Regions from separate parts of the Mus musculus genome. Here regions 2 and 3 are each linked to region 1. The links are chromatin loops, found by intact Hi-C in ENCODE. Cell type or tissue: left cerebral cortex. All regions are shown on one strand.

The links. Hi-C counts contacts between places; a loop is a spot of excess contacts. Peaks named below come from ENCODE experiments on the same cell type or tissue, not always from the same donor. Only the 100,000 strongest peaks of a DNase experiment are listed, where the experiment ranks them.
Region 2: a loop joins it to region 1, with 2.0 times the contacts of the local background. A loop is called at or near these places in 4 of 42 quality-filtered maps.
Region 3: it touches region 1 in a loop (6-fold over the local background); 16 of 42 quality-filtered maps call a loop at or near these places.

The regions. Positions count from the first base shown.
Region 1 is chr10:117,221,661-117,229,660 of GRCm38, forward strand. Yeats4 (YEATS domain containing 4) reads right to left here and starts at 2,847. Exons shown (of 7, transcript NM_026570.4): 1 at 2,599-2,847; 2 at 514-633. The coding sequence starts at 2,649. Gm31963 (a long non-coding RNA gene) reads left to right here and starts at 2,826. Exons shown (of 4, transcript XR_872061.2): 1 at 2,826-2,907; 2 at 4,931-5,087. In left cerebral cortex, CTCF peaks have their summits at 2,077, 3,676 (motif pointing right) and 3,876; DNase peaks (open chromatin) are centred at 2,620, 2,820 and 3,566; H3K4me3 peaks cover 1,863 bases; H3K27ac peaks cover 1,191 bases.
Region 2 is chr10:117,326,669-117,334,668 of GRCm38, forward strand. No RefSeq gene overlaps it. Among named protein-coding and RNA genes, the nearest start is that of Lyz1, 38 kb to the left of the region's middle. In left cerebral cortex, a CTCF peak has its summit at 4,058; DNase peaks (open chromatin) are centred at 2,535 and 4,069.
Region 3 is chr10:117,431,290-117,439,289 of GRCm38, forward strand. No RefSeq gene overlaps it. Among named protein-coding and RNA genes, the nearest start is that of Gm32141, 12 kb to the right of the region's middle. In left cerebral cortex, CTCF peaks have their summits at 1,273 (motif pointing right), 4,302 (motif pointing left) and 5,654 (motif pointing left); DNase peaks (open chromatin) are centred at 1,437, 2,092, 3,812, 4,296 and 5 more places; H3K4me3 peaks cover 579 bases; H3K27ac peaks cover 1,635 bases.

The DNA of each region.
Region 1 (8,000 bases):
AACAGAATTACAGCCCCCCCCCTTTCTCTCAGGACTTTTTGTTCACATTGCCTGCAGGCACCAACTTCCTCCTCCCCCACCCTTGATAAAGACCGCCCATACATATGTACGCATTCATAAGTGAACACGTTTGTGCAGATGTGTGTACACATGTGTGGGTGTGGGTATGTGCGTACGGCTGCCCCGGGAGGCCAGAAGCACTGGATCCCCGTGAGCTGCCGTACGTGGGTGCTGGGGACCAACTCAGGTCCTCTGCAAGAGTATCACGTGTTTACCTGCCGAGTCACCTCTCCAGCCCCTTATCTTAATTTTATTCAGACGACATTTTTGAAAACCCGATTCATTAATTACATGAAGATGAGGGGCTTCATTTTATTGTTTCTGATGGGGCTAGTGGTGGGAGTCTATAATGGACCCACCTCATACTTGGAAAGTTACTATACACAATTTCAGTTTACTGTCAACTAAACAGACTGCACCGCAAACACTCCTTCCGGGAAAAGCGATGCCCACCTCGTTTCTGTAGGGCTTCACGTACACAGTCCACTGGTGAGTGTGCCCGTCTTCTTCTCTCTTCTTTCCAAAGTACCTGGCAACATTGCCATAAACGATTGGCTTAACGATGGTAACCCCCTAAAAGAAAAGCAAGCTGAAAATCAGTAAATACTTCACCAGCACCTGGATAAACACCATGAGCCGCGGCGACTTGGTTTAGGGAGCCGCAGTCTAACCACGTACGGGCTGACTTAGAACAGGCGTCTCGAGCCAGCGTCACATTCACTAACGTTGGCACAATGCTTCCCACGAGAGGGGCTGGGGAGATGGTTCAGGGGTTGAAGAGCTTGCTGCTCTTGCAGAAGGCTACAGTTTGGTTCCCAGTCCTCACATGAAAAGTGGGTTGTTTGGGGTGTTTGTGTGCACGCTGGGCGCCCTGTGCAGCACATGAGGAGGTCACAGATGACTTGAAGGAATAGATTCTCTTCCTTCCACCTTCCTGAGGCCTGCACTGAGGTCATCAGACTTGGTAAGCCTTTTACCTGCTGAGCTCTGCATGTAAAAGCACCTGAGTACTTGATTAGAGAAGAACAAAATGCCTTCACAAACCTAAAAGCTAGGCTACTGAGTTCAAGTTGCCATTGTGACCGGCTCTGCTGGCTGGGAAAGGCTTTTAGATTAGCCTCTGGCAGTGTTTACCAAAGCACAGCACAAAACCCAAGGTCGGTTTATGAGAGAATTTCAGGGCAAGCATTTTCTGCTGTCATCCTTATTATGCACATACAGTTTGGGTATGGAGTACCCCCTCCCCCAAAAGGCTTATTGCTGGTCCCCAGCTGGCGGCTGAGAGGCGCCTGGACTACAGAAGCACCTTACCAAGGGATTAGCATACTGATCAGCTCACAGCTGAATGGCCTAGGAGATGGGGACAGTGGGAACACACAGGCCACTTGGGTTGGGCCTCTCAAGGGCCTATCTTGTTCCTGCCTCACCCCCACCCCTTCCCCAGCTACTAAGGAGGAAACTCAATTTGAGGACTACAGGCCTAACTTTCTCAAGTTATCCTGAACTACAAACTTCCAGATTTAACTTGTGCAAGTAGAGAAGAGTTTTCCCATGAACCTTTTGCTCTGCAATCACTTCCTACCATCCCCAAGCCTTACCTAAAACCCTGGGCAAATGCACAGCTCTACAAAGCCTCTTATACTAACACAGACTTTTACCTGGTATTTCTTTCTATTGCATTTCAGGGCTTTAGGATTTTCGATGATTTCTCATCTTACATATACTGTTAAGGCAGCTATGGATATATAGACACTATGATTAAGGTAATAAAAATAATATGACACCGATGAGGATTTTAAAATTTTTGTAGACTGATGTGATTTCTTTTAAGGAAAAAAAAAAATCCTTTCTGTGATAAGATCTGTAAGTAGAAGCCCCTTTTAGGGGCACGGGGAGAGCATCCTGAACCGGTACCTTAAAAAATAACCAGCAGGGCTGCCTCAGAGGTTAAGAGCACTGACTGCTCTTCCAGAGATACTGAGTTCAATTCCCAGCAGCCACATGGTGGCTCACAACCATCTGTAATGAGATCTGATGCTCTCTTCTGGTGTGCCTGAAGACAGCTACAGTGTACTCATATACATAAAAATAAATTTTAAAATTAAAAAAAAAAGTAACCAGCAGATGTAGGAAGGTGGGAGGGGGTGGCGAGCTGGAGGGATGGCACACAGGGAAGAGACGACTGCAGCTCAGGCTGGACAGCACACCTACATGGTGACACCTGACAACCGACTCCTGCAAGTCGTTCTCTTACCTCCACCCCTATTAATAATACACATATAGATGGGAGGGAACTGAGTGTCACAACGTCCAGTGTTAAGCAACCTTCACTAAACACGAACGAAGCTAAGCGCTCTTTGCTGACTTTATCAGCACGGGGCTTCGGGAACGACAAGACGGACGAGCCTATCCAGGGTCTGCGACTGATGCCCTAGCCACCCCGGCACCTTTGTGTTTGGCGGTGCGGAGGCGGTGACGAGGACTCGGGGCCCAATGAGCGCCGAGCTTCCGCCCCGCGCGCCGCGCCTGCGCACTGACCTTCACTCTCCCGCCGGAGTCAGGTCCAAATTCCGCCATTCTCTTGAACATATTGTCCCCGGGAAGGAGCCGCGGCGGCCAGGGAGAGAGCTCAGGCCGGCGGGGTAGCCGCTCCCCTCACGAGCCGGAGGAGGGCGGGTCGCCTGGGCTCGGGGAGCCGGACAGCCACCTCCTCCACACGCGCCGCGTCGGGGTCGGCCATTCAGCCCCGAGCTGGGAGAGCCGAGCGGAAGGGCGGGGGAGGGCGGCGGCGCATGCGCAACGGGCTCAGGCAGACAGTGCGCACGCGCGAGGCTGCAGCCTTCCCCGGTAAGAGCCTGATGAGCTGTTGCAGCGGATAAAGAGAGATGGGGATAAATTTTAGGCAGAAGTTAAGGGTAGGGAAGCACCAAAATGGTGAACGTTTGTAGCTTTAGGGTTGAGATAACCCCACACACTTCAAGATGATAGACTCTGGAATCAAAGCTTCTGATTGGGCAGGTCAGATAACTGGGCGTGGGCTTGGTAAAGAATATGCTGCCAAGCCTTGTGACCTGAGTTCGATTTCCAAGGCCAACATGATGGCACTACAGAAATGACTCCACTTCCCGCTCTTCATGGCTCAATCTGTTCTGCTGGCCATGTTCAGTCTGACTTTTCCAGATTCGTCGGGAATCTGTTTTCTCCCTATCTACAGTAAAAACCTCCTAAACCATGCCTAAGAGGGTCATGTTCTTATTTTCACTCACCATTCTTCTCTCTCATACCCTTCCCCAGTTGGAACTCTTCTTTCCAACAAGCCCCCCTCCTACTTTCATGCCCTCTTAGTTCGTGACCTATTGGCTTTAATTGGCGTTTCCTGTCCTACTATGGATGTGGGATTCTTTACCGAAGCAAGAGTAATTTATCAGTGGTACCTTACTAAAGAAAATGGCATCTCTTTCCCAAACAGTCATGAATTTTCAATAGTCCCTCTGGGAAGGGTGAGGCCCCTGGACCCCTCCCGCCATCCATGTTGAAATGTTAACATGCAATCGCAGGTCCTATGCAGATAACCGCAGCTGCAGTAAGTTCATGAGTGCAATGGCCACGTTGTGGCCAGAAGGTGTCGTTTTTGATACATGTCTCTCCATTCTCTGGCTCTTTATACCCTGAAATATTCCCCAATCTTGGAAGGAGTGGTACAACTGTCCCGAATAGTGCTAAGCACACCACCATCTCTTATTCCTGGGCGTTTTGGCTAGTTTTGGGTTTCTGCATTAACCACTGCTCATTGCAATAAACTTCTCTGATGAAGGCTGGGCACAGCACTAATCAATGAGAATAATCAGGAGACCGAGAAGCGAATTTAACAGCATGGTCAATCAATTTTTGCTAATTTTTAAAGAAAAGATTTATTTTATGTATGGGAGTACACTGTAGCTGTCTTCAGACACACCAGAAGAGGTCAGCGGATCCCACTACAGATTGGTTATGAACCACCATGTGGTTGCTGGGAATTGAACTCAGGTCCTCTGGAAAAGCAGCTAGTGCTCTTAACCACTAAGCCCCCAATTTTTGCTAATCTTTAATAAAAGTATTTTTTTTCACTGTATTATCTATTGAGAGAGAGAAAGAGAGAGAGAGAGAATGAATGTGGGTCCTAGAGATCTGGTTAAAGTCATCAGGCTTGATAACAAGTACCTTTACTTTTGCCAGCCCCTGTTTTTGATAATCTTGGCTGTTTCTATAGTCATCCCGTATTTTGAGGTTGTCCTGGCAGCTCTTGAGTATGTCCTAACTCTGTTTCTTAATTGATATCTAAATGTCATTCCCCTTCCTTGATCACCTGATATAAGCTTAGAGCTTCTAAGGGAGACATTCCCTCCAGGAAGGAGACAGGAGGTTCCTGAGACTTGGAAAGTAAACAACTCACAGGCTCAAGAAGTTCTGAAGCTAACAAGATACACGAGCCGCCACCCCACCCCCCCAAGGTTAAAGAAGCAGGAAGGGATGATTGGGGGAAGGGAGGAGACAGAAGTCTAGGACAGAGCCTGTGCTCATCCTGTGGAGTTGACTGGGGGAGACTCTGTCCTACTGAGCTGCTTGAGAGCCACCCAGCAAGCTCAGGGTTGTCGGATGTCCAGTCACCACCCACTGGGGCCTGGGCTTTTCAGTGATGCAGTTGCCTTTGAGGTAACCCTGTTCCTGTGAGGGGCCCCTCACCCATACTCTCATGAGTAACCACAGTAGTTTCACCGGTTTGCCAAGATGGACTCTGGTCCAGTTGATGCTTTGGTCTTTTCTTGCTTCCCTCCTCGGGAAAGGCCATGTGACATTTCTTATGGCTGGTCTCTGCTCTACATTTACACAGCCCTGAGGTATGACCTAGTCTTCTTCAAGCTGTTGTCCTGGAATCATGGGAGAGTGAAGAATAAGAAAAACGTGTTGTAATGAGAGTCTACCACGTTCCACTCATTATTCTAGGTGTCTGGGATGTGGAAAGGAACAACAGAGAAGAAATCTTCCAGGTATGATGGTAACCACTCATAACCCCAGCACTCAAAAGGCAGAGGTCAGAAGTGTTCAGGGCTAGCCTGAGCTAAATAGGAAGTGCCAAGCTGGGCATGGTGGACTAGGACTGTATCCTCAACACTCAACAGGCTGAGGCAGGAGGTTTGCTGAGAGTTCAAAGACCAGACTAGGTTATGGAGTGGGCTCAAAACAACTAAACGATAAAAAGTTTTAGCCAGCCTGAGCATCACAGGGAGACCCTTTCTCAAAAAGGAAAGATGCACAGTGAACCAACCAACCATGAGCCCTCCTTCCTCTCAGGACAGAGGTTTGGCATAGTGCCGTGCTTCTCAGCCTTCCTAATGTGGCAGCCTCTTAACAGCCCCTCATGCTGTGGTGACCCCAACCATGACGTTATTTTCGTTGCAATTTCATAACTAATTTTACTACCATTATGTATAGTAATATGAACACATTTGAAATGCAGAATATCTGACATATAACCCCTGTGAAAGGGTCATTGGGCCTCCAGGTTGAGAATCCCTGGCATAGTGCCTCAGAGAAGGGACATAGGTAATGGAGGAAAATGCAGCCCCCTACCCACCGAGACGGAGGAGCCTGAGGGCAGGGTATCTATTATACAGCAGGGTCATGTTGGGATATCGATTATGGCACATTGATAATTGAGAAGAAACTTAAGTGATGGAAAAGGAAAAAAATTAGAATGAATTCTGTGATGGAGGTATTGGTATAGATGTATTTTCAATTCAAAAGACTTGGGGATAAGTGTAGTGCAAATGTCTGTATCCTCTAGGTTTCCCCACCAATAGGGCGTGGAAGTAATGACATCTGAGTCCCAGGTATTTTTTTTCCATTTATCTTGGGGTACGAGTGGGGAGCATGCCATGGTGTGTGTGTGTGTGTGTGTGTCCTCGGAGCCTCCCCCACCCCAAGAACTTATTTTTAAAACATCATTATTTATTATAAGAAACCAGGACTCCTTGGAGAAATGGCTATTCCCGATCTAAAGCAGGAAAAGAACGAGATGAGTCAAACAGCCAGAAATGCAAGAAGTGCTCAGAGAAAGAGGCGCTCATAGCAAAAATTCCAGGGAAGGCAGTTTCCAGGGTCTCACTGAACAAACCCCGGATGATGTGGCGCTGTCAAACGATCGTCATGGTTACAATTTGTAATTGAATAAAATAAAAGGTGTGGTCCACACTACTGTAATAAATAAATAAATACATTCATAAATAAATGCATAGATCAAATTTTTGAAGAGCAATAGTTTTTAAGTGTCTCCACTACAAAACACTGTACAGTGGAGATGGTTTGCAGACATCATCTTAACAAGGGTTCCCAGTGAACACTTCTTCTTTTTCACTAGCCAGAAACATTTTGAGTTCTGAGAGTGACACTTGGGTCTTTGAAAGTCTGCCTATGTAATAGTAATGAAAATAGCTCCCCCTTGAAAGCCTGAAAGCATGCCATGGATCTGTGCCCCGCGGATCAGACAATCCTCTCTGCACAATGTGCCTTCTGAATTGCTATCTTGCAGCAGATTGGGAGGGGAGGAGGTGGCACGGAGTGAAAAGGGCATCATGGGAATTTCACTTTTCACTTTAGACTTCGCTTTTTTCTGTTGTGCTGAGAAAATAACATCAAGAAATGATTTTCAACCAGGCAGTGGTGGCACATGCCTTTAATCCCAGCACCTGGGAGGCAGAGTTAGGCAGATTTCTTGAGTTCAAGGTCAGCCTGGTCAACAGAGTGAGTTCCATGACAGCCAGGACTACACAGAGAAACCCTGTCTCGAAAAACCAAAAAAGAAAGAAAGAAAGATAAAAAGATGATTTTCCCAAGGTTCTGTCTGTGGCTGGTGGAGGAAGGCTTCTCTTGGTTTTATGCATTGGGCATATACAGGGTACAGAGTTTCCCAAATCCTGAAACCACTGGGGGGGGGGTGTCCCAGAATTACTAACCAATGTGATGGAAACACCTCTTTTCACTTGACTATAAATTAATACATACCTAGTATTTATTTTTCACTTAGGAAGTCTACCACTGAAAACATTTATCTCCCAAAGCAGCAAGCAGTGTATCCAGATGTTAACCTCAAGCTCCCCCCAGCAGTTCATGGAAAGGGAAATGGGCACAGGCTAGGGTATAACAGAGCTCATCGGTAAATTAGAGAACACTGCAGTGGCGGTCGCGTCAGCCCCTACTGGTCTGCTTATCTAGCGGACTTATTTATTCACTTAAATGTATTTGTTTGGTTTGTTTGTGAGACAGACTGTGTTGTGGGCACACAGTCCCAGGCTGGCCTTAGGCCCTCAGCTGTATTCCTACTTCAGCCTCCTAGTAGCTCTTGCTATTCTGGAACTCGCTCTGTAGACCAGGCTGACCTCTGCCTCCCAAGTGCTGGGATCAGAGGCAGGTATGTATGCGCCACCACCACGCGGTGGTATGGTCACTCTTAACTGGCTAAGACAGATTTGTGTCTCTTGATACATAAACTTGTGGCAATCAATTTTTTCTCACCACCTGTAGGCCCTCGGGCTCAAACTCAGGCGATCAGGATTAAAAGTGCCTTTACCGGCTGAGTCGTATCATCGGCCACCAGGTTTTTATTGTTGTTGTTGTTCAGAATTAATGTTTACTTTGCTGTGTGTGTGTTATCCTGTGTATCCATCCCTGTGAGGCCATTTGTGTGTCCAATACACCCATCATGTGAGCACTTTCTTTCTTTTTTTTTTTTTTTTTTTTCGAGACAGGGTTTCTGTGTGTAGCTCTGGCTGTCCTGGAACTCACTCTGTAGACCAGGCTGACCTTGAACTCAGAAATCCGCCTGCCTCTGCCTCCCAAGTGCTGGGATTAAAGCCGTGCGCCACCATGCCCAGCTATGTGAGCACTTTCTTGTTGAGAATTTT
Region 2 (8,000 bases), 110 kb after region 1:
ATGAAGTCTCTTTGGGACCCTGCCATCAAGCTCACTCATTGCAGACCATACAAAAATGGTGGAGCACCTCCAGGAAGGTGGCCTTAGCCTATCCTAGATGGCTCCTAACAATGTGCACCATACAATGTGCATCTCATGGCCATTCAGTATCAACGCCAGAGATCCAAAGCCATAGAACTATCTAAACTTGAGTGGGAACGTCGAAAATTGTAAGCCAATTAAAAAAAATTGATACCCATATCTTGTTACAGTTATACAAAGTTAATACATACCTGTTCAAATCTGCTACTAAGGCAAGAACTTTCAATGCAGGAATATATTCCTTAGTTCCATAACTGGGTTGCTCTTTATTATAGTTATCTCTTTGTTGACATTTCCTTTTCTTCATACTGAATTTCTTGATTTTTCTTAGTCGTCCATGCTTTTAAACTTATAAAGCATCTTTGTGATGATTTTGAATTCTTCAAGTTGTCTTCTGGAAACTGCTGTGTGTGTGTGAGTGTGTGCCCGAGCGTGTGCGTGTGCACATGCACATGTGGTGGTTTGAACATGTTTGGCCCAGAGGGAGTAGCACTGTTAGGAAGTGTGGCCTTCTTAGATAAGGTGTGGCCTTGTTGAAGGCCTACATTGTGGGGGTAGGCAATGAGACTCTCCTAACCATGTGGGAGCCAGTTTTCTAGTGGCCTTCACATGAAGGTTTCTTAGCTCCTCCTGCACCATATCTGCCTGGGTGCTGCCACGCTCCTACCTTGATGGGCCTGTAAGCTCTGAACCTGTGAGCCAGCCCCAATTAAGGAAACTCTTATAAGAGTTGACTTGGTCATGGTGTCTGTTTACAGTAGTAAAACCCTAAGGTAGAAGTTGGTACCAGAAGTGGCATTGCTGTGATAGGCCTGAGCTTACTTTTGTTTGAAGAAATGTGGCTTTTGGAACTTTGTACAGCAGCAGAATGCTTTAAGTGCGGTTTAATGGGCCGTGCTACTAGGAGCATAGAGGACAGTGGTCCTAAGCATGTTTTGAACTGTGGGGCCATAACTCAAAGAGGTTTCAGAGGACAAGACTTTTAGTATGTAGCCTAGAGACTGCTGTTGTGATATTTTTGTGAAGAGTATGGCTGCCTTTTGCCATTGTCCGAAGAGTCTGCTTGAGGCCAAGGTGAAGAGATTTAGATTGCTTTGACAAAGAAGTCTCCAAACAGCCCCTGGTATACATTCTGATGTGTTCATTCTTTGTGTGTGTGTGTGTGTGTGTGTGTGTGTGTGTGTGTGTGTGTGTGTGTGTGTGTGTGGTTTTTCGAGACAGAGTTTCTCTGTATAGCCCTGGCTGTCCTGGACCAGGCTGGCCTCGAACTCAGAAATCCGCCTACCTCTGCCTCCTGAGTGCTGGGATTAAAGGCGTGCGCCACCATGCCCGTCTCTATAGTACATTCTTATGAAGAGTCTTTTAATGAAAAATAGCAAGCTTAAAAAGAAAAAAATACAAAATGTATGGTTCAAAGAGTAAAAGGGCACCAAGAAGTGCAATGGAGCTAAGTCCTATGTTCAAGGAGATAAACAGATCACCGGAGTGGAGACTTTGGGGCAAGATCCTGCCCAGCTAAGTTTAGGTCCAGAGCAAGTTCTAATAGAGAATAGCTTAAGTCCAGGCATGGAGGACCACACTTTTAATCTCAGCACTTAGGAGACAGGCATCCAGGTCTTTGAGTTCAAGGTCAATCTACAAAGCAAGTTCCAGGACAGCCAAGCATAGGCCGTGAAGGAGTTAGAAAACAGAAAGCTGATAATAGAACAATGGGGCATGTTCCAGCAAGCAGAACTCTGCAGCTTCAGCCAAGTGGCTCTTCTGGCTTTAGAGTCAAAAATAAAAAGGGCTTCTGGGACAACTGATGCTGGTTAGCTGAAGCTAAGAAATTAGCAATGATTAAGAAGAGACCAGCGTCACCGAAGCAAAATCTTCTGGGAAGTGTTTTCTGGGAGCACAAAGAAGCTGTGTTCCGGAGATAACCAAGGCTGTACCTCGTGCTGCAGCAGTAGCTGGTAATGTGTAAGAGTTACCCAGGTAGTACTGGTTTTGAAGGTATGAAGGGGTTATGGAGAGCAGCCGAGGCTTGGCACTGTGAGAGGTCAGGGAAGGCCACTGGTGAAGGTGCAGCCTCAGTTGCAGTTGATGGCCCAGGACTGAAGGAGTCATGCAAAGAAACTGAGGCTTGCCACCATGAAGAGAGCCCATGAGAGGCTACTGGTGAAGCCTAGTTGCAGCAGAAGTTTCCAGTGAATTAAGAGATGCCAGTATCATGGTATGATTACCAAGAACAGCAGCAGCAGTGGAGTCGAGTCAACCAGAGCCTAGAGTGCTACATTGTACAGTACTGGAGAAGGGACCCAAGCTCTTTGAAGGAGCCCAGATCATCCTGTGTGGATCCAGACACTGGAATAAGAAGCTGTAAAATGGAAGTTGCCTTGGATATCCCAAGTTGTAAGCGATATCAGAGCTGTGTGAGGCGTGCTGAGGAAAGCTGCTAACAGGGAATGGAACCAGCCCAAGAGAAAGAAGTTTGTTGCTGCTGAATGACAGATCTGCCAACAGTAGTGACTAAGCATGAAAGAAGTTGGAGATCTGAGGAGCGCTCGGACATCGGACACAGAGATGTGAAGCTTGCCCAGCTGGTTTTCTGTCCTGCTTTGGTCCAGTATTTTTGACTTTATAGGGGATTCAGTTAAGAGACTGCATGGATCTCAGAAGAGACTTTGAACTTTTAACTTTGTTGAGAGTGCTATAAACAATGGGGACTTTTGAAGTTGAATTAAATGTATTTTGCATTATGCTATGTTTAAGTATGGCCCTCACAGACTAATGTGTTTGAACAAGCGTATGGGGACCAGGGTGTGGAATGTGATTTGAATATGCTTGGCCCAGGAAATAGCACTATTAGGAGGTGTGGCCTTGTTGGAGTTAGTGTCACTGTGGGGGTGGGCTTTGAGACCCTCCTCCTGGCTGCCTGGAAGCCAGTCTTCTACTAGTGGCCTTGAGATGAAGATGGAGAACTCTCAGCTCCTCCTGCACGCCACCATGCTTCTGCCTAGATTATGAACGGAATCTCTGAACCTGTAAGTCAGTCCCAATTAAATGCTGTCCTTAAAAGAGTTGCCTTGATAATGGTGTCTGTTCACAGCAGTAAAACCCTAAGATGGTATGCATGCATGTGTGTACTCCACCTCATCTTTCACCAAACTCAGTACTTACTGATTACCTAGAATGGCAGACCAGAAAGCTCTGCCCTGCCTCCCAACCCTGTGCTAAAGTTACAAACATGAGCAACTACCCCACCCCATCCTACCCACCGTTGCCATTTTTTAAAATGCTGGTGCTGGGGGTTTGAACTCAGGTCTTGATGTTTGTATAGCAGTCATTTTACCAACCAAGGCATCTTCCAAGCCCATTGTTTAAATGAGGGTCTTACCTTTCACTGTTGTAATAATAGTACCCTGACAAAAACAATCGAAGAGACAAAGGGTTTGTTTTTGGCCCACCTTTCATCATAAAGGACAAAAGATAGGAGTCCAAAGCTGACCACATTGCATCCAATCAGAAAGCAGAGATGAATGTCTGCGTTCAGCTACTTTCCTTTTTATGCAACATGGGACCACAACCCATGGAATTGCGCTACCCTGTGTGGGAAGGTCTTCCTACCTCAACTAACCATATCAAGATAATCTCTCAAAGTCATACCCAGAGTCTTATTTCCAAGTCCTATCTCAAACTGACAATTGAGATTAATCATCACAGGTCATTTTGTCCACTTCTGTCTTAGGAATTTTTGTTGAGATTTCAGTATTTAAGAAATCAACCATCTTTCCCAGACTTTAGGGTCTAGCTTTATATAGAAAACTTCCCATCACCTGGCTAGAGAATCTGGGTGTTTCGAAAATGGTTTCTGGAAAGGTGACTTCTTTGGGTTTGTACGTGTCCTTTAAACATAGATATGTGCTAAGATTTCAATTCAGGTTACTTTATGCTATGGTAATCCCAGCACCAGAGCTGCACCTAGTGTCTGCGTGTGGTACTGCTGACTGGGGTATATTTTCCTTTCATAACTGTTAGTGCTTGGACTCAAAGGAGTATCTGAAGACAAGAAGCAGGAGGAAGGAAACAAATAGACTCTTCTAGGAAAGAAATGGTCTGGCCCAGAAAGATTACGGTCAGGTACAAAGGAGTAAGATTCATCAGCGTCAGCTCAAGGAGAACACTTCCCAGCAGTGTGCTTGAGGAGAGGCTCATGGTGAACAACAGCCATGTTTAGGTCCACTGTCCTGTCCGAGAGAATGAATGCTGGTACTTTGAGGCATCACGTGGGACCTGAGGCGTTAGACTTACTTACCACTGGCCTAAACCTACTATCCCTTACCTGCACGTGTCCTGACTTAGTCTAACACTGGAATTTTCCTCTACCCAGTGATAGGTGAAAAATACCCTTAGGGCTACTCCAAAAGAAAAACAGCATCAAAATCTCATTACTAAGAAACATATTCCTTGATTTTATTTGAAATTAAAAAATTCAAAGCAAGGGTGATTTAAAAAAAAAAGATTTATTTTTTTTTGTTTTATGTAAATACACTGCCGCTGGCTTCATCTTCACATACCAGAAGAGGGCATTGGATCTCATTACGGATGGCTGTGAGCCACCATGTGATTGCTGGGATTTGAACTCAGAACCTCTGGAAGAGCAGGCAGTGCTCTTAACCGCTGAGCCATCTCTCCAGCCCCCACAAGGGTAACTTTTAAATCATTTTTTAACTTACATTATCTTTCTTCACATTTAAATTCTCTGAGCAAAACATTGTTTTAAAGTACTGTTTTTGTCATAATTTGGGAGAAATATTTAAGATTTCTTCCTACCATTTTCAAGGCATACTAGAAGCTTAAATTGTCTAGAATACATTTTATATAGTAGGTTATTGTACTGTTATATGCATGTGTGTGCATTCACATGCATGTGTGTGAAAATGTTTATTTACAGCCCAAGCAGTACAATAGAAGATGAGAACACATGTGTAGTCTCTGTGGATCTCCTTGGCTGCATCCCGCTACTTCCCTGCCCTGTTACTAACATGCTGAATTGTTAATCATTTTCTTGCACTACTTTCCTAATACAAAACCCCTACACATTTGCAATTTTCTTTCTGGGAACGTACATAAATGGAATACTGAGGATTTTCCTAACTTCTTGAAGTCAAGATAATTTCATGATTCATATATGTGTGTGTGTATACATACATATACATATATATATATATGCATATATATATGTATACCTAGTTAAAAGTTGTTATCAAGCTACAAAATGTTTTATCATATGACTGTACGATTTATTCTGAATATTTGAGTTGTTCCCCTTTCCCCTCTTAAAGATATTACAAAACTATTCTTGTAAGTATCTCCTGCGTGAAGCCAAGTGGCAGAACATACAACAGAAAAACAGCATGATTAATACGTGAGCTAGTCCGGGAACAGGCAAAGCTTATGGCCAAGGTGTTTGTAAAGATAATTTAAGTCTCAGAGTTGTCGTCCTGGGAGCTCGGGGACAGGAAGAAGAACCTCCCACTTTTACTCTGGAGACCAAACCTAGGTCATTATGCGCACAAATATTCTATTATTGCTGTAGCCTCAGCCCCGTTATAAACATTAGTCTTTAGTGAGTTGTGTATTTCAAATATTCTTCTCACGGTATAGGACCTTCCCTCCTCTTTCCACTTTAAAAATTGCCCTTTTTACTATTATGTATTAAAAAGATTCTCTTGCACCAGCTGTGGTAGCTCATCAATGTCAGTTTCAAAACTGCCAGGAATTAAGAGGCCAGCCCGAGTTACAAAGTGAGTTTCAAGGGAGCCTGGGCTACAATGTAAAACTGGTCCAAATAAGCAAACGAAATACCCAAACTTCTGAAATGCAAGGTCATTCATTTATTTACTTATTTTATTTGTTTGTTTGTTTGTTTGTTTGTTTATTTTGCCTCTAACATCAAGTACTTACTTGGCCCCCCCAGAGTTATTTCTATAGACTTAAATATCCTGTTGTAACATCTGCCTCTCAGAATAGTCTTCAGCAATTCCCACTCTACCACAAGTCAGCTTCACACGAATGGTTTCTGTCTGTCCCTATTGTTTTCTGTAATCTACCTACTAATGCATTGAGCCTGGACTATCCTACTTAGTGCAGGTCATGGTACCTGGCTAAACAAGTCCTACCTTGTCTCTATCTTCTTAGTACTCATTTGCCTCTCAACTCCCAGATAAAGTTCTGAGCCAGGCTGTTACACTCTGTAACAAAATCCCTTGGGATTTTAATTTAACTAACTTAGGATAAATTGTATTACAATACTCTCTCTTCCTAACTAAGCAGGTGCAATAATTTTCATTCATCTGACTGACTTCCGGTAAGTTTAACACTTCCAGCAGAAAGGACTTCACATTTTACATTAGCTACATTGGTTTCTAAACTGATTCTGTACATTGAGTTTGCTCAGTTTTTGATTCTAGTAGTTCACATTGTGTATTTGCAAATGATTCCTAAAAAATAATTCCTGCCACATTCTCCCTTGACTCCAGGATCGATGCTCGTACAATAGTGCTGAGAAAGTGGTCAGTATATGTGGTTCCCACTTCCTTCCAGACGGCCCAGCGTGTTAGTCTTTACCTCCTTTCTCAGGTAGCGCAATGCTTTCTTTCTTTCTACGTACATTCATTTCATTGCACATTCTTCACGCCTGTCACTGGAGAAGTATCTCATTTCCTGGTTCAAGAAGACAAAATCTATACACTTTCACCTAGGGCTAAGAGCAACCTAATCTCCTGTATGTATTGAGTCTAGACACTTAACGTTTTATTCAGAACTTGGGACAGCATAGATTTATTTAAAAACCAAAACCTTAAAATGAGAGCCTGTATAATGGGTCTTTGCTACTTTGTGGGTTCTTCCTCCCACCCTTTATCCCACCCATACCACGTCACTGCCATCAGTAGGTAGGAGAGAGAGGACAGAGGATTCCGGAGTCTAATTTCTCTTTTCTTGTGTCTTCTTTGCTACACTGTGGTTCTTCTTTTTCCCACTCTTTACCCTGACCCCATTTCACAACCTATCACTTGTCCATGGCTAGACATCTTACTCTATCTGGGGAAATTCAGTGTTATAAAATAGCTATTGGAGTTTATGGCCCTTTGCCCTGAGGGATTGAGAAAGAAGGATGGGGGGGGGGGGGCAGATTCCTGGACCTAATTTCTTTCCTTTTGTTTCTTCTTTGAGCAAGACGACTAACAAACTGCAACCAACCCCGCTGAATGACCACCAACCACCAACCCTGCCTCTCCGCGCCCTAGCATTCATACACCGCCTGAAAAGTTCCCAGAATCCCAAATGTCACACAATCACAGAAACTATCTGGAGCTGACAAAATCACACCTCTGCTAAAGCACAAATTAGTATGCTGCTGTGGTCAGTTTGAAACAGCTCCATATCCCAATACCTGGGATTAAAACAAAAAACCATTATACTTCTATCTTTAAAGAAACTAAAATTCCAGAATTCTCCCATCATTTTCCCCATGTATTAAACCATTAATTAAGCTGGGTATAGTGGGAAATTATAAACAGACATTTTCAATGAAATAAGAGCTTTTTGGGTCAGTGTGCTTTCTACTGCAGTGGCTTTGCCTTTGATGTTAGGAAACAGTAGCAGCTGAGATCACCTGTGTAAACTGCATCTCTCTTTTGACATAGACCATAATTAATTGTTGAAACGGCCATCTGTAATTCCTAGATGCACAGTGAATCCCTGGGAAGTCAACCCACTCCCCCTCTAGATCATCCCTACTGAACCTCAGGGCAAAGAGCCATAAAGTCCAATAGCTATTTTTTAACACCTAATTTCTCCAGATAGAGTAAGATGTTTACCCATAGACAAGTCTAGAGCCATGATGCCTGCACCTGCTGATCTGCATGTCACTC
Region 3 (8,000 bases), 210 kb after region 1:
ACTGCACTGGGCAGGTCCAGCCTGAGGCTCTGCAGGAGTGGAAAATAAGGAGTGAATTGAAAAAGGCAGAAGAGCTGAGGAGAGGGCAGCTGAGAGGGGTTGGCAGTAGAAGCGTTTGCTGTACAACCTGATAAGCTGGGTTTGATCCCGGCTCACACAGAGGAAGGTGAGAATGGATTCCCACAAGTCTCCACACAGATAACATGGCACACAGATGCCCCATCTTTCCTCCTCCTCCTTCTACACACACACACACACACACACACACACACCACCACCACCACCACCACCACCACCACCACCACCACCACCACCACCATTTAACCTTTGTTGACTTGGAACTCACTCTGCAGACCAGGGTGGCCTCAAACCCATAGAGACCCACCTACCTCTTCCTCCCATGTGCTGGGGTTAAAGGTATGCACCACTGTGCCTGGCCATTTAAAGTGTTTTTTGTTTGTTTGTTTTTTCGAGACAGGGTTTCTCTGTATAGCCCTGGCTGTCCTGGAACTCACTCTGTAGACCAGGCTGGCCTCGAACTCAGAAATCCACCTGCCTCTGCCTCCCGAGTGCTGGGATTAAAGGCGTGCGCCACCACGCCCGGCTCATTTAAAGTGTTTTAATTCCTTTGCCATCTTGAGAGCCCAGGCTGTCCCTGGGACATGCCTGTTTGCAAACACATTTATATTTTCTGTTCTTTTTCTTCCAGACAGTTCATCCGTTATTAGGCTTTTAAGGAATACTTAGTAAGTTAGACTGTGGGCAAACAAAAATCAATAAAACGCTATTCTTGCCGAGGCATTAAGTCTTGTGGGAGAAAGAAACATTTAACCAGCAAAGACAAAAAGTCAAATTCAGCAGGCTCTGGGAGTCTCGGAGAGCTAGCCTCTGGCTCCGTTAGGGACAGTGGTCACAGATGGATTAAGACAAGATCGGAAGATTAAGATCGGAAGTAAGGTTACGCTGAGAACATGACCAGTAAGACTCAATTCACAGAGGATAGGATTAGCCACTAGGCAAACGTGATTAATTTGTTGCCTTTAAGTATGTAAAAGCGCTTTTTCTCTCCACAGGCATAAATTCAAACTTGCCGTGATCTCCCGTTATTCCCGCATAGATTTCCAGCCTTGCCTCGGGCTAGTGGTTGGTTAGCTCTTTAAAGTTTGAGAATCACGTGGGCTAATATATGAATGATTTCAGCAGTCTCCACTAGAACCAATTCTAGCCATTCCCCTCCGTTAAAGACGTCTTACAGGCTGGCTCCCTGCGAGACTCTGCCTATAGGGGGCGCTCGAGGGAGGCCGAAGAGGTCAGGGCCGCCGCAGTTGCAGAGCGCAGACTTGTCCCACAAACCGCAGCCCCCTTTCTAGTAACAGTGGAGTCCGGTGTGCAGTTTTGGCAGCACTGGGTTCGCCGTGCCCGATGCAGAGAACGAGCATCAGCAGATTTCTAATTTAAGCAATTCCGGCCTCTTCTCTTTCTCCTCTCCGAGCGCTGTGGGTGGCAGCTGCTCCCCACCTTCGCTCATTTGAGTTAACTTTAAGGCAGGGACGTTTGCCAAGAGTTGGAGAGGCGCAGGGCAGGTGAGGGAGCATTGCTCTCATCTGCTGGGTGAGCTGAAATGCTTTGAAATAAACACCCTACTATACACAGGATAGGCTCCTACAAGGGATTCCATCCAGTGTAGCACCAATAGCAGGGCCGGGAAACCCTGGTTTACAGTAACCCCTTCAGTTAGAGATGACATGTACTACAAAGCCATCATTGGTATACTATTAAGACTATGCAGAGACAAAACACCTTTGAAAAGGAAGGAAGGAAGGAAGAAACCACTTGTGGTGGCGCACGCCTTTTATCTCAACACTCGGGAGGCAGAGGCAGGAGGATTTCTGTGAGTTCCAGGCCAGCCTGGTCTACATAGAGTTCCAGGACAGGCAGAGCTGTTGAAAAAAAAAAAATCTTTGTATTAGATCTTTCTGTCAAGTAATGTTGTGGTTCTGATTAAATCCTGCTGATTCAACTTTTTCAGAGTTACTAAAAGCAGTTAGGCTGCACATGGTGGCCCAAGTGAGTAATCTCAGCAAATGGGGACAGGATGAACACCTCCATCTGAGGGGGCGGGGCAGGAGGCGTACTTCCATCTGAGGGGCGGGGCTGTATAGAAGTTCACAGAGTTGTACAGATTCAGACCTGGTTAATTTTGGTGTGTGATGTTTTTTTATTTATTTTCAAGGTTAAAAAATATAAAATTTATAAGATTAAATGAGGAATTAACTAGAGGAAACTTAAAATTTCATGTTTTAAGTCAACGAATGAATTGTAAAGGATTTATGATTAACTCGTCATTACAAAATCTTTTTTGGTCTTTAATCCTAGCACTTGGAAGGCAGAGGCAGATGGATCTCTGTGAGTTCAAGGCCAGCCTGGGCTACATGGTGACTTCCAGGACTACATAGAAAGCCCCTGTCTCAACACAAAACCAAAGCCAAAAATCAACACAACACAACACAACACAACACAACACAAACACCAAGACTGGATACAGTACATAAATAAGGAGTAATGGAATTGTTTATGGCATCATGATTGTTGGCGTAGAACCTAAGGGGGTGGGGGGTTTGGAGGACTGCTGTCCTCACAGCAACCTCATCAACGGGATTTTATACAATCTATATTCATTTATTATTTAAAAATAGCTTATTAAAAAATCCTGCTCTATAATATACTGCCCCATAAACGCTGCTCAACGGAAACCTCAGGCTAGCGGTTGGCAGGTGCATTCTCGTTGCCCTTTTTTGTTTAGCCAATGTTGCAGAAATGTACTACTTGGGGGTGAGGGTGGGGAGAGTCAGCTTTGGTGAAGACAGAACCTTGTTTGCATATGGTGCTGGCAGCACCGCCCAAGGACAGCTTGAGGAGACCTAGGCTCCCCCCTGTGCCAGAGTCCCTCGGTCTTGCTACTGAGTTCGCTCCCTTAGGCATTCGCCTCCTGGAACTCCAGACGAGTTCTTGGTCATCTTTTGCCATGATTTTACCAATCCTCAGAGCAGCAAAGGTATTTCTTAGAAAGTCCCAGGTAACGGGTGACCTGAACCTGGAGCCAATAACTTGAAGAGGTTCCTAATGTGTCCAGCCCTGTTCCAGGCAACCTGCGTGTATTTCTTCATCTAATTCGTCCAATAGTGCCATGAAGTAGGTCCTTGCTAGTGTTAATTCAGCACTGAAGAAACCAAGCAAGGCTGGGGTGAGGGGTTGGGGTTGGGGTTGGGGGAGCTGGCAGAGTGCTTGCTAAATTTGTGCAAAGTCCACAGCTCAATTCCCTATTCTCCAGAAAGCAGGTATGGTCGCACGTGCCGGTAATCCCAGCACGCAGGAGGATCCGAAGATCCAGGCCATCCTCAGCTATATAGAAAGTCCAAGGCCAGCCTGGGGTACTTGAGACCCTGGCTCAACACAGATGAGTAAGTTAATTAATAATAAAAAAGTTTAAAGAAAATAAAAGAAATCAAAATGCAGAATGTTCAAGTAGCTTGTATGTGCTATCAGACAAGAATTTCAACAAGCTGTCTAAATCGAGGGATCCTTTAAACTAATATTTAAGAATAGCCCATACAGTGTGTTCAGACGCCTCTTATCTGTTTAAAGAGCCGGCTCAAACCAGCCTGGAGACAGAATATTTTCAAACGTGAACCATCTGGTTGTTACAAGTCAAACCACAGGAAGCCTGCATTAGAGTTGGCTCTCCGGTTGACTGTGCCCAGCCTCTCTCTCTCTGGTTTCCGCTTCTCTTTGAGTGTTGACTTCATTCTCTCAAATAATGGCGGTGCTTCAGACTTGTTTTCAGTGTGCTTATTAAAGAGTACCCTCAGGATCAGCTGCAAGACTGGGCAGAAGAGGAAGTCAAGCCACGATGCTCTCAACCAGGGTCAGCTCAGTAAGAGCTTCAGAATTCTGCGCTAACAAAGAGACAGAGTAAATAAAAATGACCCGAAGGCCTTCCCGTGGCCCGGAATCTGACCTCAGCAGTGACAGTATATGACTTTGTTGATTGTGCTGACCTCTATCATTGAAATGTCCCGAGGGACTGAAGAGCACGCATACCAATGAGAGAAAAATGTCACTGCGACGAGGGCCGGAATCTTGCGACTCCATCAGGGAGAATTCTCCCTTTCATGGTGGCTCCCAGATCTCGTTTAGCCTGTAAGCTAACAAGAAGAAGAGGCGGTCAACGCACACGTGGTGGCCATCACGACAAACGGGATGACCTAAGAGACAAACGATTAGACGGCAGCGCCACCGTGTGGTAGTCCACGTCCTCACCGCAAGCTGAGGTCGGAAGAGGGTGTCTCTGTGATCAGGAAACGTGCAGTTTTTGTGACATACAAGCAAAGGGGAAGGGCAGGTCCGCGTCCCCACACTGGATTCATATTTTCTGGATTTGTTGATGCCCTCCCCCAGTTCTGATCTTGCTGGCCTCTGTACTGCCTGCCTTACCTATCTGAACTGACCGTGTACCTGTGAGCATCCAGTGTAATATGTTTATTCCACACAGATTAATTTCAAGTCCTCGGGGCAGTTTTCCGTCTGCTCTGTGCATAGTGCACAAGGCTAATACAGTTACAAGAGCCCAGAATGTGGCGCCGGCCCAGCTCTCTGGTGATGCTGCTGCACGCACACACGCGGCACTATGCTGACACCTTCCTTTTCTAGATCTCTTGAATAATCCACGTTGTTCTGCTCTGCATCGGCCTCCTTTAGATACTCCAGGAACTGCTAAACACTCGCTTCTCTCTGAGGACACGTCTAGTTCTTGAGCTCCTTGCTTCAGTTTAAAATTGAACTACCTGGCTCACCCACTCTGCGTTTTCACAAGATGCCTGGTTACCTACCATTTAGTCCAGGTTCTGCCGTTAGGGGTCCCACGCTCTGTTTAGCCTTTGAGCGGCAGGTCTAACACTGGATCAAATCTCCTTGCTGTGGCTGGCCTTTGGCCATCTGTCCCAGAAGGGCAAGCCTTGTTCTCCCAAACTCCCTCTGTCCTCTCTGGATTCTTCCGTATCGCCAGCATCTCAAGTAGAAGAACCCAAACTCTTGCTGAAGCAAACCTCCACCCATTCCAGAACAAAGCCAGGGCGGTCCTCAAGCCAGCCAGGTTTCCCCGGCTATGGGCATCTGTTTTCCATGGCATGGTGGCTGCACCAAGAATGAGGTCCTCTCTCCGTTAAAGGGCACACCCTTCAGAGAGGACCTGGAGCACAGGACTCTCCTGTGTCAACAGCAAGTGTCTGGGATGTGATGCACTCAGTCAGCACTTTGGTCCATTGTTGAGTAGACAGAGCACTTCCGGGGAACATCGTGGAGGGATAGGGGACAATTACACTGAGAGCATTAATGCATTCAAGTTTTACAGTAGGGTTGTTACTTCTATCCACAGGTTTCTAAGCATATCTCTCTGTGTGTGTGTGTGTGTGTGTGTGTGTGTGTGTGTGTGTGTGTGTGTGTGTGTGTGTAAATGTATGCATTCCACGGCAATTGTCTATTGAGTTTGCTCCTGGATTACCTGACTCCTCTCATCACCTCCAGGTCTAATTCTTAGCAACACGAGGACGATATTGCGCCACCTACTGTCCAAATGTGTCCTGCCCTTTCTGCTTCAAATTCTCCTCTCATTAGACCTAAAATAGCGCCCTCGTCCCCACTCCCAGCCCCCTCTGGCTGCCTCTCACGGTTGGGTTTGTAATTTCCACTTGGCCTTTACATTTCCATCCAGCCCCGTGGGCAGCCATCTCTAAGCCTGGTGTCCAGCTGAGCTGGCTTTTATGCGCTCACAGCAGCCCTTCCAGGTGCCCACGGTGGTGGTCCAAGGATCGCAGCAAACCGGACTGCTTATGTAACTAGAGACATAAATTGGTCCCAGGAGTCCTGCAGCGAGTTACTGAAATAACATTCTCTTTATCACAGGCCCGTTTCCACAGGGCCTTTTTACGGGGTGCTTATGCAACAGCCGCCCCGTCAGCAGAAGTCCTGGAAGCGAAGAGCAGGGTGATATTTACAGTGAATAAATCATCGAATTCATTACATAAGAACTTAAAAATACTAGTGTTTCTCCTAAGAACTTGGGAAGTTCAGAAAAATCTATACCCGGTCTTAGCAGAAAAGTGACGTTTCAAAAATTCCAAAGCAGTCGGTTAATAATTTCAACAGAAGCGAAACTCGAGCACCGTGGGAAACGTCTTCCCAGCCTTGACTGGCATTGACTTTCGGCTAGTCTCTTCAATGTTAAGCAATGTCAGCCAGTTAAATAAATGTCCACAAACGAAGTCTTTGTTAAATTGAAATTTGTTTTGCTCCAAAATGACTGTTTACACAAGACAGAGACCTATGCAGTGGAAATATAAAGGCATAAATGAGGAAGGAGGCTACACAGGAGATTTCAACTCTCTTCGAATAGTAGGTATATCAGAGGGCTTCATGTTACTGTAACGAAATGCCTGAGACAATCGACTTACAAAGAGGAAAGGTTTATTTTTGCTTATAGCTCTACAAGTGGTAGGTAGCCTAGAACCAGATGGCCTTAATCTTTGCGGCTCTGAAAAGATGTGGCAAGGCCATCCTCCTACATCTGAAAGACACTGAGATATTGGGGTCCCAGAGTCCCCTTCAAAGACATGTTTCTAGTGACCCAAGGACCGAAGGTTTTATGAAACCTCACCTCCTCACAGTTTCCCCACTTCTCAATAATACTTTCCTGGAGTCTAAACCTTTAACACAGTGGTCTTTGGAAACTACTACCCATTTTCAAGCCATAGTATGTGTGTGTGTATGCACATATATGCATGTTGGTTTACCTTTGCTAAGGCTTGAACCCAGGGCCTTATACATACCAGACTCTGCCACCATGCTACATCAGCAGCCTATAATTTGTTTTATTATTGTTATTATTTGCGTATGTATGCTTATGTTCATGTTTACATGAGGGTACAGTTGTGCATGTGACTGCATATATTCCTGTGTGTCTGTGTCTGTGTGTGTCTGTGTGTGTGTCTGTGTGTATCTGTGTGTGTATGAATGTGTATGTCTGTGTCTGTGTGTGTGTGTGTATCTGTGTGTCTGTGTGTGTATGTATCTGTGTGTCTGTGTCTGTCTGTGTGTGTATCTGTGTGTCTGTGTGTGTATGTATCTGTGTGTCTGTCTGCATGTGTATCTGTGTATCTGTGTGTGTGTCTGTGTGTGTGTGTGTATGTGTGTATGTATGTGTGTATGTATGTGTGTGTCTGTGTCTGTCTGCATGTGTATCTGTGTATCTGTGTGTGTGTATGTGTGTCTGTGTGTGTATCTGTTCATGTGTCTATGTGTGTGTGTCTGTCTGTCTGTGTGTGTATGTATGTGTGTGTCTGTCTGCATGTGTATCTGTGTATCTGTGTGTGTGTATGTGTGTCTGTCTGTGTGTGTATCTGTTCATGTGTCTATGTGTGTGTGTCTGTGTGCATCTGTGTGCGTCTGTGTGTGTGTAGGACAGAGGGCAAACCTACTTGTCATTCCTCAGGAACTATGTTTTGAGAAGGCTCTCTCTCTTGACCAGAACACACCCATTAAGCTAGGTTGGTTGGCCAGCAAGCCATGGGATCTACTTGTGTCTGGTTCCCCAGCTCTGGGATTACAAACCTGCCACCAAGTCTGCCTTTTTAGATAGGTTCAGGCATTGAACTAGGATCCCCGTGCTCGTATAACCAGCATTGTACCTGCTGAGCCATCTCTCCAATCCTATATTTTTAAAATGGTAAGTAGATATACTGGGACTCATTGTGTTTATTTATTAGTTATTTATTGATTTAGTTTGAGACAAAGTCTTGCCCTATAGTTCAGGCTTTCCAGAAACTCCATATTTAGCCCAGATTGGCCTCAAATTACAATCCCTTTACTTCAGATTTCTGAATGTTGGGGTAACAGGCAGGTTACCACCATCCTGCCTTTATATTTTTCTGTCAAAAAGTAAATTC